Linked DNA regions of Homo sapiens: region 2 is linked to region 1. A link is a loop called in an ENCODE intact Hi-C map of the cell type or tissue named here. Cell type or tissue: prostate gland. All regions are shown on one strand.

Region 1 (8,000 bases):
GCTGTTTCTTCAGCCTGGAGAATCTTCCCTCCCTTGCCCAGCTGCTTATCTGTCAAGACTCAGCTCTGGCAGCATCTCCCTCTGTGTCATCCCTTTGCCCTCCACTGCACCCCACCCCCATCACCTGTCCCCACGTAGAGATCAGCACCTCAGCTTATTTATCTCTGTAGTCCCGACTGACATCTAGCCCTGCTGCTGGCACTTCTTCGGCACTCAATATATATTTTATAAATAAAAGAACAAATGACTGAATGTAGAACATCAATTTGGGGGTGGACAAACAGTGAATCTGATTAACAAGACCAAGCCCACGTGTGGTAGCCCAATGCCACTACATTTCTGGTGACAGCATCTCCCAATTCACCACTGCCCTTAGGCCACTCCTTTCTAGCAAGGGTCTTCGCTCCAGGCCCTTGGAGACTTCCCACCACCACACACAGCAGGTGCATCTGTCTTTGGGTCCCTGTTCTTCTCCAATTGCCCCGTGGGGGGTCTCTCACCTGTGTGTGGATGCGCTGTTCAGGGCAGTGAGCTTGCCAGTAGAGGTGCTGAGTCAGGTGGGTGGGTAGGCTGAAGACAAGTCATCTCTTGGCATTCATGAGAAGCAATCGCCTTAGCTGTGCCATGTGAGGCTATCTTAGGATGGGTTTTGGGGGTGGGAGACAGGATGCAATGATTCTCACGGATGTTATGTTGTCACACTCCCTGGCTGGGTGAGCTCTTTGCTCTCCAGCACACACGTGATGGAAGGGATGGCAGCCACCCATGCCCCCTGCAGTGGCTGGTTTCCAAGAATGTCCCGGGCCCCTGGCCTCACTTGAACCACATAGGCCTAATGCTTTCCACCAGGGTAGGGGGTGCTGCCCTTCCCCTTTCCAGTCTGAGTCCCCGAACTCTCCTACATCAGCTCATCAACCTCCCCTCAGGCCAGCCACTCAGGTGAGTGGAGTCTGACCTGCTGATCTCCTTCTTAGCCCAGACTGCTAAGGTACTGCATGCTCTAGGCCTGGCCCTGTCTGTCATCCTCTGTAGCAGCAGCAATAGCAGACAACACTGTGAGCCTGGTGCTAGGGCAGACCTGGTCCAGGAGGAGTAAAGACTGAACTTCAATCTCCAGGAAGCTCACAGTCTGGATGCTTAAATGCACAGCAGAACTGGGGGACTGAGAGACAACATGTTTAGACAAAGTGAGTTCTAAAAATCAAATCCAAAAGACAGATACACTGATGCTTCTCTTTAAAAAAAAAAAAAAAAAAAAAAAAAAGATCTTCTTAAGTCACACATTTTTCTACTATAGGGACTTGAGATTTCATCCCTGGTTCCAATGGGTTCTGCCTCGAGTCTTTGGGCAGGCATCTCTGATCCCTGGGCTCTGCCAACAGTTTGGGCAAACCCACAAGGATGAAAGCCACTGTGAGCCTTATGTTCAGAGAGTCCTTAGTGCACCAGGTGTGGTTCCTGACCCCTAGCTGAAAGATGTCAGTCTGGCACCCTCATGGATGAACCTGGTATTCTGGTCTCCATCTCTGTTCCCGTTCTGCTACAGTGATGCCCCTGACAGGGAAGTGTGAGTGCTCAAAAAAGTGAGCAGATGAAAGAATACAAACAGTTCAAGACCAAGGTCTGCAGATGTGCAAAGGGTGCATTCTTCCAGGCACTTCTACAGCCCTTTTCAAACAGACAGTCTCATGAGGCTAGGTGGCTGGAACACAGGATTCCCTGACTAAGACTTTTAGGGCCCTAGAGGTGAATATTTCACACTCTCCCCAGCCCTGAACACAAATCAGTGGGGAAAATGCCATTTCAAACCAAAACTTCCTTCTTGAAAGGGTATGCCCTGTTAAAAACCTGGGAGGTTTCTGGATGTTAAAAGGTGGTCCTGGCCAGGCGCGGTGGCTCACGCCTGTAATCCCAGCACTTTGGGAGGCCGAGGCAGGTGGATCACGAGGTCAGGATCCGAGACCAGCCTGGCCAAGATGGTGAAACCCCGTCTCTACTAAAAATACAAAAATTAGCCGGGCACGGTGGCGCACGCCTATAGTCCCAGCTACTCACTCAGGAGGCTGAGGCAGGAGAATCACTTGAACCCGGCAGGCGGAGGTTGCAGTGAGCTGAGAGCACTCCAGCTTGGGCAACAGAGCGAGACGTCATCTCAAAAAAAAAAAAAAGGTGGTCCTGGGGAGGAATTTAGGGAAAGGGCACTGGGAAGACTGGAATTGCTCAGCACAGCAGAGGAGAATCTGGCTTCCCAGAGTCTATCAAGGAAGGAAGGATGAGGTGCAGAGATGGGAAGGGAGGAACAGGAGGAAGCTAGATTAGATGGCAATGGGCTAGGGAGCGTGGTGGGATCTTGTGGCCATTGAGAAATCCCCGGGTGGTAAGACAGCCAAAATAACTTTTCAGAACATTTCAGAAATGTGTTCTTAAATTGTTTGCTGTGTGATGTAATCTCTCCCCTGTGACCCACAAACCTTTATTAAAAGTTTTACTACATGTTACAGCCTTATTTTGTAGTTGTTTAGCATGGGGTGGGGGTTGAAAGGAGAAGCGGCTGAATTGACCCCAGGAGCTACAGAAACAGTCACAAGACCAGAATAGTGAATAAAATGCCAGACAAGGCAAAAAAACTAGAGCCAGAGGTGACCATGAAAATCCAAGTCCTCCCAGTAATGGACTTTCCACAGGACATGGTAATTGGAGCCAATGTCATTTGAATCTCAAAGGACAAGCTACCTCAGCTGACATTAGGATACAAGCAGGTTTTGCCTCTCCAGCTGAACTAAGCCTTGCAAAACATAAAATGCGTCACATGTCCTTTTGCCAGCAGGGCCTCAGCACAGGCACTGCACATAGTAGGCCCAGTAAAAGGGTGTGAGCAGTCCATGAATGTCCTGGATGCCCACTGAGAGCTGGAAGGGTCTAATGCTTTGGTGGAGCAAGGACCGGAAGGCCATTCTGGCTGGGGACTTCTCCATCAGCTCTCCTGGTCTCCACCCTCATACCCATCAGCCCTATCCCAATGAGGGTTTTGTAAACAGGCAAGGCCCAGTCGGAGATGGTGGTGGAGGAAGTCACAAAGCGTTGTGCAGAAACCAGACTACTCTGAGTCAGTTCTGCCCCCTATGAAGTCAAAAAGACAGGCACGGCCCCTTGGGAAGGAGCTTTAATCCAAAGGGCCTGGGGCTGGGCCAGTGAGTGAGTGGGCTGTCTCGAGCCCCGGACATTTCCTAGGAATCGCTGTAGGATGTGTCGTGTGGGGCTCTGGTCTTTGCTCCCAAACACCCCTTTCATGCGCCTCTGAGGCCTTGCCAGGAACCCCGCAGCCCAAAGACCCTCCGTTCCGCAGCATCGTTGCATGAACCTCGCGCTGCTCCCAGGGCTGATGGTGCCACCTGGTGGCACAAAGGGTCCTGCTCACCCTGGGAACTTCGCTCTCGAGCGGGAGAGGAACGGCTTCTGTGGCCCAGCCCAGCGTGGTGACGTCACGACAGAGTGCCCTTTCTCCCCGCCTCTTCCCCCTCCCGGGAGCTGCCAGTACTTGACGTGGCGTCACCGCCCTCTACCCTCGCTTTGCGTGCGTGTTTGCGTACAGCGGAGGTGGCGGCGCGGGCAGGTCGGAGCTCGGAGCTGCTGTTCTGGTTCTCTTGTGGCCGCCGTCGCTGTCCGGCTGCCTTGGGCTGCCGAACAGACAAGGCGTGGGCCACAGCACCTCAGAAGCCGACGCAGCTCGACGCAGGGGCCGGCAGGAGGGTGGGCGATCGCGTGTCGGAGGGCGCCGCGCGGGCAGGCGGGCGGGCGCCAGAGGGGGAAAGAGGCGGGGGCGGCGGGTCAGCCGCTGGCCGGGCCGGCCGGGGAATGTCGATGCCTGACGCGATGCCGCTGCCCGGGGTCGGGGAGGAGCTGAAGCAGGCCAAGGAGATCGAGGACGCCGAGAAGTACTCCTTCATGGCCACCGTCACCAAGGCGCCCAAGAAGGTGCGGGGGCTCTGGGTGGCGGCGGGGGCTCGGGCTCCGGCCTCGCGGAAGGGACGCGAGCAAGCCCGGGCTCTGGCTAGTTTGGGACTTCTGGGGGTGACTGGGGACGGCGGAGGTGATGTAGGGGGTGGCGGCTGTGCGGCCCCAGGCCTCTCCCGGGCTGAAAGGCCGCCTCTGACCTCGCTTTCCTTTGTCCCTCGGCCCAAGTCCTCCGGGATCGTTTTGAAACCCGACAGGGCCAGGCCTTAAATTTGCGACTGACTTTTCCTGGATGAAGGGCCTCGAAGACGAGAGTGGGAGGGGGTGAACCAACTCAGCTGACCCTTGTGACCAGTCCGGGGGCATGGGGTGTACAGAAAATCTCCCTTCAGGTGAGTGGGTAAATCTGGCAGAACTTCCATCAAATCTTTGGGAGCAGTGGCCGCTTTATCCAACAACTGCGTGATAGCTGGGAGGCAAGAGAAAAGAATGCGTGAAGCTAGCTCTGATATACAGGTGAAAGCGATGAGGGTAACATGAAACTGAAAATCTATGATTTTCACTTTCTACAGCATTCCAATTACTTCGAAATATGTAAGAAATTGACATTTGGAGGTTGGTGACAGCAGACACTGTCATGGATACAGGTGGATCCTAGAGTCATGTGAATAGATCACTTAGGCATCCCTGGAGAAAGGAGCTTGGGTGGGTTGGAGTAGTGGGTGGTAAGGGAAGATTGCTCACTCTTGACTGTACTTTTGAGGCAGAACAAGTTTGATCTATTGTGCTGTAGGTTGACTCAAAGGACACCCTTCGAATTCTCTCATAAATGGCAACCTTTGGAGATTTTAGTCTGACTAGCTCTCCGAGTGGTGGAATTGGGATCCTTATTGCTTTCTCATCATTTACTGCCAACCACATCTTGATTTTCCATACACCTGGCACCCAGTTAGCAGTAGACCAGAGAACCTTTACAAAGAGGTGACCTTCCTGAAGCCAGTGAGAACCCAGATAAATGTCTCCCTTCTTTATAAAGACAGAGTCTTACAAAGCTGTCTCTGCCTGCATCCAGTGTTTAATGGGATGCAGGGCTGAACAAAGCAAGGGCTGCAGGAATAGTTAAGTCCTTGAGGCTTCAACTAGTTAAGCTGTCTTAAGTGGGAGAGATGGCTCTTTTTTTTTTTTTTAAGTGAATTAACCTGCCACTCCAGAAATCAAATGCAAGATCAAAAAAGACGAGTCGCCATTGTGTGCTTTCGCTGTTTTCTCACAAAATTAAGAATTTAATTCCTTTAAAAGATTGTGGAAGATTCCTTGACTCTGAGGCATCTGATTAACTTTAGTGCTGAGAGTTCAGTTGACTGCTTTGTTGGGACAATGACCCTTTGCAATCTGCACTATTCTTTGGAGAAACAGTCACAGTCCTTATAAGCAGAATGATTGAGGGTGGGACCTTAGATGAGTTAGAGGAAAGAATGGGAAAGCCCTAATACCTGAATTTCCCAGACTCTGTCTTCTTTGCTGTTACTTGCCTTTATGTTAGTAAATCTGTATTCTTGAAAGTACCACTGTTGATAAGACAAAGTCTATATCGTAGATTGTAAAAACTCATTAAGGCAGGGATTCTTGTTCACCTTTGTATCCAGTGTGCCTAGCTTTGTACCCAGCATACAGTAGGTACTCAAATATTAATTGCTCACCTGGCTAACTAGTAACTGAGATGTCCATGTGGCCACCTACCATGAATAACTATCCCTTTTCCTCTCTTCTTCCCAGGAGGAATATTACTAATGTGTATTATTGTCAGGCCAAGTGCTGATGATTTTAGACTTATATTGCATTAGCTAAAAGAAGCAGGCTCTGCCAGGAATGTGGGAAGACCCTGTTTTAAGTTTCCATTTACCAGTAAATGTGCCCCACCGTGTTTCTTATTAATCTTTCTCTTCTAAGTTTTATTCTTTAGCATTTACGTAGTACTTTGTAATAAAGTGTTTCATGATGACTAATTACCCTTTCCCTAGTGATGATAAAAGACATTTATTAAGTTAATGGATCAGTTGAGGACTAGTCAAGGTCACATAGCAAGTCCTAGGCAATCTGTTTTTCAGAACTGCTGAATTGAACATTAAGACTTAAGTCACTTTTGTACCTCTGCCATGTGTTGATAACGTGAAAGCATGGGAAAAGTAAGAGGGAAAAAAGTAACTTGGCATGGTACTTAATGGTGTGAGAAAAAGACCTCTTCAAATGGTGCAGTCCTTCACCTATGAGAATTCTACCCTGGCTCTAGACCAGTAATCCTTGGATTATTCTGAAGCCCTGAGGCCCCTCAGGAATTGAGGATGTTCTTGATGCCAGAGGATATAGGTTACTTCAGGGTGACCTTGATGGTCCTCAGTTAGATCAGATCCCAGTGTCACTTTCTGGTCAGCTTTTATTCATTTTGTTTGCTTTGTTTGAGACAGAGTCAGCTTTTATTCATTTTGTTTGCTTTGTTTGAGATAGAGTGGATGTCCATCAATTAAAAGCATAAATATCTAGATTCTTCAGCTATAATCATGACTTACTCAGTTTTGTATGCCAAGGTCTATCACACTGCTATGAACAAAATAGGACTTGTTGGTTTGATTGAAGATTTGAGATGTCTGGGTGTCGAGAAGTCAACTAAAGGGATATGACCTTGAGCAAATTAATTAGCTTTTGTACCTGCATCTCCTCATCTGCCAAATAAGTGCCTATTTTTTTTGGAACAGGTGGAGATAGGGGCATGTTGGGGAGTTAAGATAGCAGTGTAATTTTTTAAAAGTCTATTCGTATATTTATATTCTTTCTTCAATGGGCATTTGAAGTGGCTTATAACACAGAACATATATGTGATATAAAAGGAAGTAAAAACTATAGAAAGAATGAAAAAAATATTGTTAACCTCGAGGGCTAAGATAGTTGATGAGGTTGATCACATGCAACTTGAAACTTTTAGCAGCCAGAGGATGAAAAGAATCATAGTTACAGTCTCCTTAGCAGGCATGGGAAATAATACATGTCAATTCCTCAAGGGGACGACTTTTCCTGACACAGAGTTCTAAAATAATTTTTCACGGGAATGTCTTAATAGCTGTAGTGTAATTCACATTGTAAGGCTTGTTCACGACTGTCACTGGTGATTTCAGATGGTATGGCTAGGAAAATTTGAGGTAAGAAAAGGAATCCTTGAGTTTTAAGAGTTAAGTGTACCACAACTGAAGAAGATCCTTGTTTAATGTTGGCAGTTATCGGTCAAACCAAGTAAGTAATCTAGTTCCCCATAACCACTGGTTATTTATCCCTCTTTTGCTGCTACTTTGTGTAACAGGAGTGGTAACTGTCCTTGGACCTTTGGAAATTGACACTGTGTCAAGTTGATTCTTTTTTCATAGTGTAAACCCAAATCTCCAACTTGTTGGAGAGCTCTTACAATAAGCATGTTTCTCCGGAAGGCCTTTCAGAACATTTGCTGTTCTCTGAACTTCTGAACATTAAAGGCACTCTCCAGAGTGATCCATTAAACATTTTGACCTAGGATCTGTGGAGTCAGACCCATCAGCAAAATGTGGGGAAGGAGAAGAGCACAGAAGAAACTACTTTTGTTTATAGGATATTCTTTATTTGAATGAAGCTATGTGCCACTAATTCATCAAAAGGGTCAGCTGAGACTTAGGAAGCACACCAAGTAGAGCCCCAATGGGTACAGCTTGGGTGTTAACCCGATAGGTAAAATCCAGGTTTCTCCTTTTGTCATCAGAGTTATCTTACGGTTAATTTTTGGTGCAGTTGTATAGAATTTACGCCAGGACTTGTCAGAATCACTGAAAGGAGATTTCATAGGTTGGCATTTCCTATCTTCACATCATTAGTATCTCTTGATTCTCCTTAGAGTGGCTGCTGTTGTAGTAGCAGTCTTTAAAACAGGAGTTGGGGTGTAAGAAGATCCTCTTTTTAAGATTTCTCCGCAGGTATTGATTACATCTCTTTTTCTTGTTTGGTTTAGTTAGTTACACTCTAGTTTC
Region 2 (8,000 bases), 340 kb before region 1:
TCTGACTCCAGATTCCAAGTGGAGCCATTATGGCGTATCTTCTCCAGTGGACTGGCAACCTCCAGAATCCTGCATGACCAGGCTGTCTCAGAGCATCTGAATCTCACATCAGCTGAGACACAGCGACATCCAGCCAGGATACGGCTGAGATAAGCGGCCTTCGGGTTTTGTCACAGGGTAGCAGGGGAACCTGGGACAATACCCAGCGGCCCACCAACTGCTCCCTTGTTGGGGAATATTCCTTGCCTCGTAGCGTGGGTGAGCCTGCTCCTAGCTGGTCCTCCTGCCTTCCTGATGGCTTCCTCGCTGCCTCCCTCTCTCTACCCACCTCTTCCTTCTCCCCAGCAGGCCAGGAGGCCAATACCTGCTGCAGGTGCCTCGCCTTTCCTTGCAGCTCTTTCCTCAGAGCCTGGAGTCAGGATGGAAGTTGGTTGGGAGAGAAGCAGGTGCTGGGGCAAGGTGGAAGGAGGAGGGGCGAGAGGAGGAGAGGCTTCTCCATGGTGTTCATCGAAAGCCCTGGGTGGACAGATGCAAGATGGACCAGCAGCTGGTGTTCAGGAGGCCACTGGTCAGGCCCTCACTCCGTTCCCTCATGCAAATGTGACTGCCCATAGAAACCAACTCCCTCTAACCCAGCACACAGGAGCTGATAAGCTACTTATCAGCTTACAATAAAGACTGAAAACAACAAGCACAGGATTTTTTTTAAAAAGTCAACCAGAAGTGGCTTGATGAGCAATATATTGGAACCAGGGTTTCGAAGAGTCTGGGTCAGCCCTGGGCCTCCTTCTCCTCTGCACCCATGTGCACTTGAGCAGAGCCCTTCTGCCCAGAAAGTGCCTTTGTGGGTTTAGAAAAAGATGTCCCTTCCTTGGGTAGACACAGCCTCCTGATGGGGAGCACAGCTTGGCCAGCAGAGCACAGGCTGGCTTGCAGTCTCTGATCACCCAGAGGCTCTCGCGCAGCATGTAACCCACCTGACATCTGTGTCAGCCTGGCTGGGGGTCTCTGGAGTGCCCACAGCCTGAGGGTGCACGTGTAGCTGCATTCTCACTGATGCCACTAGTTCTTGTGCCTACTCTTGGAGGATGTCACCTATCCAGGTCTGAACGTTCCAGGCAGCATCCTACATGAGTCTGTAAATCAACTGAAGCTCCAGCAGCCCCCACTCCACCCAGTTGTGTCCTGCAGCTGAATACTTCTCAGTGCCCACAGAGCTGCCAATCACCTCGGGTTGCCATGGGAGTGTGCATATTCATGCCTCAGTGTCCCCAGAGTGGCCGGCCAGAGCCCCACCCTGAAGAAGCCCAGTGCACGGCTCTCTCCTTTCCCTCTGTCACGTCCTCTCCCTGTGCACCAGATACCCTGCTGGGCTGCTTGAGCCCTGGGGTCACGCACAAACCCAGAGCTGAAACATCCTCATGCCACCTTTGTGTGAGTTAGGAAAAGGTGAGCCTCCTGGGCAGATATACCCCTGAAAGCTCAAAGAACGAAGGGCATATTTTGGTAGAGTGTCTCTCCCTCCAGGTGACTGCAGCTGTGCAGCCTGAGTTTTTGGGTGAGCAGAGTGTAGGCTGGGTTTCAGCTCCTGCTTGCCCTTTGGCTGGTAGTCCTTGTGCAGTACCCAACTGGTCCACAGGGTGGCGGTACCTCCTGAGAACAGCTTCTGCCTGAGGCTGGGTTCTGGGAATGGATGGGCTGGGGCACCCTCTCTAGGCACCCATGCCCACTAACTCTGCAGCGGGCACACTTGGGGCCCCACTCACCAGCCTGGTGGGCAGGCTAGCTCATGTATGACCCCTCCAGTGAGAGCTATGGCTTAGGCTCATGCCAGGATCCCTACTAGGAGAGCTGCACTGCCACTAGCTGAGGTGGACCCCGTTTCTGCAGGGCAAGGCTGGAGCCACATGCACACACTGGCTTTTTGCCTGTCCTGTCCTAAGCCCCCACACCACCCACATTATCTCGTGACCACATTTTTCCTCCAGATAATGTGGGCCATGTGTGGTTAGGCCATATCTTCTTTTACATCGGCAAAACCTAATGGGGTTTCCAGACTCCTGCTCTTCATGTGGAATGCCTCTGAATTTCTAGATGATGTCTGCAGGCGTGTTTTGTTTTTGTTTTTCAAGACCGGGTCTTGCTCTATAGCCCAGGCTGGCATGATCTTGGCTCACTGCAACCTCCACCTTCGGGCTTAAGCAATCCTCCCACCTCAGCCTCCCGGGTAGCTGGGATTATAGGCGCACACCACCACACCCAGCTAATTTTTGTACTTTTTATAGAGATGAGGTCTCACTATATTGCCCAGGCTGGTCTCAAACTCCTGGCTTCAAGCAATCCACACACCTTGGTCTCCCAAAGTGCTGGGATTACAGGCATGAGCCACCATGCCTGGCCTTTCTGGGGGTGTTTATTTCATCTCTGAGTGGATTTTCCAGTAACCTTCAGAGCTTTGAGGAAGGCCTAATTGTCAGCCTCATAGACTGGTCACACCCCAGGAGATAAAGCTCCTTGCTAAGAGCCCTGGCAGAAGATTACATGGGCTGTGGGTAGTCAGGACATGGAGGAAGCTCTAGGGTCTGGGGCACTTGGATAAGTCTCCAAGGAGGAGATTGGCTTTGACCAGATGGATGGGGAGAGCCTGCATGGAGGAGCAGGAAGGAGGAAGGCATTTGGGGACTGTGTTGGGGGCATCTTCCCATCCTGCTCTGGTGTGGGGTCAGTGCTCCAAAGGCCCACGGTAGAAGAGGATGGCACTGCCCTTCACTCTCAGACCAGTGCCTCCCTGAGATGGAAACCAGAGGATCTCCTTGCCTCCCTCAAAGAGAGAGAGAGAGGCTCTGCTGGCACAAGAAGCTTGTCCCATGGCACTTAGTCCAATAATTGTTCCCCGTGTGTGCTTAGCCCTGGGAACCTGCTGATCTTGGGTAAGGACACAGGGCCATAGCAGAGCCCAGGAAGGACACTTGGGGCTCCAAGGTTAGGTTCTTGGTATTAAGGTGAGAGACAAAATGATGGCCCTCTGACTGAGGAGATTTGGCTTAAAGAGGATGACCGAGCTCGCCACGTGGCACGGGATAGAAAAGAAGATTTGCTGGCCTCTTATGGAGTTAGGGTTGGGGTTGGCATGGGCTACTAGAGGGGAGGTGGTGGGGCCAATAGAGAGGGACAGGTCTGCAGAAAGCACTTTTCTATCCAAGCTGTAGGCCTTGGGTTTCTCAGTCTCACCCACCCTATCCACATAAGCCTCAGCGCAACTTTACACCCACTAGGATGACTACAATAAGACAAGAATGGAAAATCAGTGTTGCAAGGATGTGGGGAAATTGGAACCCTCATAATTGCACGTGGAAATGTACAGTTGTGCAGCCACTATGAAAAACAGTTTGATGGTTCCCCAAAATGTTAGAATACAATTACCACATGACCCAGCAATTCCCCTCCCAGGTATATTCCCCAAAGAAGTGAAAACTGGCACTTCAAAAATATATGTACACTCTCTGGGCATGGTGGCTCATGCCTGTAATCCCAGCACTTTGGGAGGCCGAGGCAGGTGGATCACCTGAGGTCAGGAGTTCGAGACCAGCCTGACCAACATGGTGAAACCCTGTCTCTACTAAAACAATACAAAATTAGCCGGATTACATGCCTGTAATCCCAGCTACTTAGGAGGCTGAGGCAGGAGAATCGCTTGAACCCCTGAGGCGGAGGTTGCAGTGAGCCGAGATTGTGCCACTGCACTCCAGCCTGGGTGACAGAGTGAGACTCTGTCTCAAAAAATAAATAAATAAAAATTATACACACACACACACACACACACACACACACTCATGTGTACAGCAGTAATGTTCACAATAGCCGAAAGGTGAAAATAGTCCAAATGTGCATCAACAAATAAATGGATAAACAACATGTGTTATATCCATATAATGAAATATCATTCAGCCATAAAAGGGATAAAGTACTGATTCTTCCATTCAGTGGATGAACCTGGAAAACATTATGCTGAGCAATACAAGCCAGACAAGACACAAAGATCACGTGCTGTATGACTGTATTTATGTGAAATACCCAGAATAAGTAAATCTGTAGAGACATATACAGATTGGTGGTTTCCAGAGGCTGGGGAAGTGGGGTGATGGGAAGCAACTGCTTAATGGGTATGGGTGTCTTTTGGGGGTGATAAAAATATTTTGAAACTGGATAGAGGTGGTGGCTGCCCAACATTGTGAATGTACTAATTGCCACGGAATTGTTCACTCTAAAATTGTTCATTTTATATTATGTGAATTTCACTTCAATGTAAAAAAAAGAAAAAAACCAACCTCAGTGTTCTTAATAGTAAAAAGAGGCTAATAACACTACTTATTTCATGGAGAGGTGGTAAGAAATAAAATAATAGGCGCAAAGTAGCCACCATTCAGCTATTGAATAAAGGGTGGCCAATGTTCTCCGAATGCTACTTTCTGGGGTTGCACCAAGGGTGCTCCAAAACTCTTTCTTGGTCCCTGGGGAATGTGGCTTAAGTTCCTGCTCAAAGAACCGAAAAGCCCAAAGAGCTGTAGCTGCGAGGTGGCGCCTAACGGGCTGTCCCTCTACTGTGGTCAGAGCCGTGCCCCTTGCAGGTGGGTAGCGCTGAGAGCAGAGCAGCGCCCGCGGGACTGGCCTGAGGATCCCGCAGGCAGGAGGGACCCCGCGGGCCTTTCCCTACCTGGGAGGTGCACGGTTGGCCACCAGGGCGCGCTGCTGGACTCTCCCCAGAAATCGGGCGGAGGTTTAGGCCTCAGAGTCACTTAAACTTGTAACCCTACCGGTAGCCGTGGAGTCTAGTAAATGTGGGGTCGGCTGGGGTTCGCCAGTCATCCCATGCTGCTGAGGGGCAGGCATGGGGCCCGTTGGCCACAGGAGACCTCCAGGCTTCTCTCCCACTCTTCTGCCTGCACCCCCTCTCGGGTAGAGGCTGCACCTCCTGCTTGGGTTCAGCCACCTTCAAATACTGCATCAATGGCTCGTGCCTCTGCCTGCGGGGCTGGGCCAGCGCGGGAGAGGCAGGCGGAGGGTTCAGGGAGCTGGGGATCTGCGGTATGTCCTGACCCCACACACTTTGTGTGTGCCATAAAGCCACAGCCTTTCCTTCCCACCCAGCCCCGTCTGAATGAGAAAGCATCACCTCTGCTTTCTGTTTGATCCGGCAGTTCTCAGCCAGGCTGGAGGCGGCCTGGAATCCCAGATCGTCTACTGACACCCCTAGTTTCCCTCGCCGCTCCTCTGGAGGACGTCCTTAACCCCTGATGCTGCACCACAGGCAGAGCTGCCAGAACCCCACCACCACCAAGATTGCTACCTGGAGATTCCTGCTTGTCCCCCCAACCCCAGGTCAAACCCCTGCATGCATCCATGGCCCAGCTCCCGTGTTCTGGGGCCATCTTTATAACCTGCTGTGCATTCCTGCCAGATTGAACTCATTGCCTCCCCCACTTGACCTCATTCTCTCTTTGTGCACTTGCTTTCTTTTCTTTGCTTTTTCTTTGTCTTTTTTTTTTTTTTTGAGACGGAGTCTCGCTCTGTCGCCCAGGCTGGAGTGCAGTGGCGCCACCTCGGATCACTGCAAGCTCCGCCTCCCGGGTTCACGCCATTCTCCTGCCTCAGCCTCCCGAGTAGCTGGGACTACAGGCGCCCGCCACCACGCCCAGCTAATTTTTTGTATTTTTAGAGACGGGGTTTCACCGTGTTAGCCAGGATGGTCTCGATCTCCTGACCTCGTGATCCACCCGCCTCGGCCTCCCAAAGTGCTGGAATTACAGGCGTGAGCCACTGCGCCTGGCCTCTTTGTGCACTTTCTTTGTATTTAGGGAAACAGCAACAGTAAACCCCAAATGACAAAGGTCATTACAGGGACCTTTTTTGCAGCCAATGATGTTTGTGTTCCCCGGTGCACTGCTCTGAAGCTTTCCCACGCATTCGGGCTCAGGTCTCTCTCCGGCATGTCTGCTGCCTTGTTTACTCCCCGCTTAGCGTGTGTTTATAGGATCACATTACACGAAATATTCCAGCCTTGTGAAGTAGCATTTCTTGCTGATAATGAAAACAAAAGACACAAAGAATTCTAAGAAATGCCTACAGTGCTTGGCACGTGAGGGCCTCTTGGCCTAGGGCCAAGTTTGTCTACTATCAGCCCCCACGGTGTCTGGAAAGTCTTGGATTGTTGTTGGCTCTTTGGATCCTGTGGTTTCACCCTGCAGCGTTTTGTAGGCAGTGTGGTGTCCTGGGTAGACCCAGGTCTTGGGGTTGACTGGACTGGTCAGATACAACTTGGTGACTTGCTAGCTGTGTGTCCTTGGGCAAGTTACTTAATTTTCCTGAGCCTCAGTTTTCTCATCCATAAAATGAGGGAAGAAAGAAATAATTCAAAGAGATGTTTTGAGAATTTGGTGAGGAGGTATATATAGTAGACAAGTCATAGACACTCAGTAAGTATTGGCTGGGATTATTAGCAAAAGCAAATAAGCCCCTTCTTTAAAGGGAACATAGCTTTTTTCTAAACCCCACTGTCATACTTAAATTGGTGATCAAGAAGTTATGTTTCTCAAGACACCCAGGAGCAGAGGCCAGGGAGAAGGATGTTCCAGGGCACAGGGGAGACCTGGACTGCCACGTGCACTTAGGGATGACCTGCACCTTCAGACGAACAGCAGGAAAAAAGACTCTTTTCCACTTCTCCTGGTTTGAGGTGGAGTTGGGCCCCCTGTCTGAGTAGGGTGAGGTGGCTGGCAGAGAGCTGGATGCCCCTTCCAATAGCTGGCCAAAGGTAGCAGAGGCAGGATTGTTCTCAAAGGAATTAGGTAAAAGCCCCGCAGCCAAGTGTGAGATCAAATCTCAGAAAATATCAGTACTGGGCTGGGCATGGTGGCACCGTGGCCAGTCTTAGCTGGACAGTTTTAAACTTTCTTTTCTCGGGGCTTTTTTTTTTTTTTTTTTTTTGAGAAAACAAGAAGATTGGTTACTCTAATTAAATATAATAATGAGAGTAGATGGTTAATTGTACTGGATACACTAATGCAGAGAGATACAGGTATGTGTACAGAATAAGGTATGATTTTCTGTTTATTTAGAAAAGTTACTACAGTTTATTCAAAATACATTTAATATACACATATTTTATTCAATTATATTTTAAGGCTATAGTTAAAAGCTTTAAAGTAATTTTTGCTATTGAGTTGTGGGAGTTCTATATGTATTTTGGATGTTAGCTAACCTCTTCTCAGATATGTGGTTTGCAAATATTTTCTCCAATTCCATAGACTGCCTTTTCACTGTTGTTTCTTTTGCTGTGCAGAAGGTTTTTAGTTTGATGTGGTTCCATTCGTCTATTTTTGCTTTTGTTGCCTGTGCTTTTGATATATAAAAGAAATCATCGCTTAGACCAATGTCATGAAGACTTTCTCCTATGTTTTCTTCTAGGAGTCTTATAGGTTTAGGTGTTATATTTAAATCTTTAATCCATTGTGAGCTCATTTTTGAGTGTGGTGTAAGACAGGGGTCCAATTTTATTCTTTTGTATGTCCATATTCAGTTTTCCCAAAACCATTTGTTAAAGAGGCCATCGTTTGTCCATTGTGTATTCTTGGCACCCTGTTGAAGATCAGTTGATTATATACACTTAGGTTATTTCTGGGCTGTCTGTTCTGTTCCATTGGTCCTTGTGTCTGTTTATATGACAGTACCATACTGTTTTAATTACTATAGCTTTGTAATATATTTTGGAATCAGGAAGTTGATGCCTCCAGCTTTGTTCTTCTTTCTCAAGATTGTGTTGGTTATTTGGGATCTTTTGTGGTTCCATATGAATTTTAGGATTATTTTTTCCTATTTCTGTAAAAAAATGCCATTAGAGGCTGGGTGTGGTGGCTCATGCCTGTCATCCCAGCACTTTGGGAAGCCAAGATGGGTGGATCACCTGAGGTCAGGAGTTCGAGACCAGCCTGGCCAACATGGTA

The links. Hi-C counts contacts between places; a loop is a spot of excess contacts. Peaks named below come from ENCODE experiments on the same cell type or tissue, not always from the same donor. Only the 100,000 strongest peaks of a DNase experiment are listed, where the experiment ranks them.
Region 2: it touches region 1 in a loop (4-fold over the local background); 81 of 110 quality-filtered maps call a loop at or near these places.

The regions. Positions count from the first base shown.
Region 1 is chr1:109,981,198-109,989,197 of GRCh38, forward strand. It overlaps AHCYL1 (adenosylhomocysteinase like 1), which reads left to right and starts at 3,568. Exons shown (of 17, transcript NM_006621.7): 1 at 3,568-3,975. The coding sequence starts at 3,856. RefSeq lists silencers at 3,794-3,863, 4,044-4,113. In prostate gland, a CTCF peak has its summit at 3,428 (motif pointing left); a DNase peak (open chromatin) is centred at 3,494; H3K4me3 peaks cover 1,739 bases; H3K27ac peaks cover 1,347 bases.
Region 2 is chr1:109,638,769-109,646,768 of GRCh38, forward strand. No RefSeq gene overlaps it. Among named protein-coding and RNA genes, the nearest start is that of GSTM4, 13 kb to the right of the region's middle. RefSeq lists enhancers at 4,619-4,913, 5,288-6,161. In prostate gland, CTCF peaks have their summits at 1,637 (motif pointing right), 4,729 (motif pointing right) and 4,929; DNase peaks (open chromatin) are centred at 1,633 and 4,743.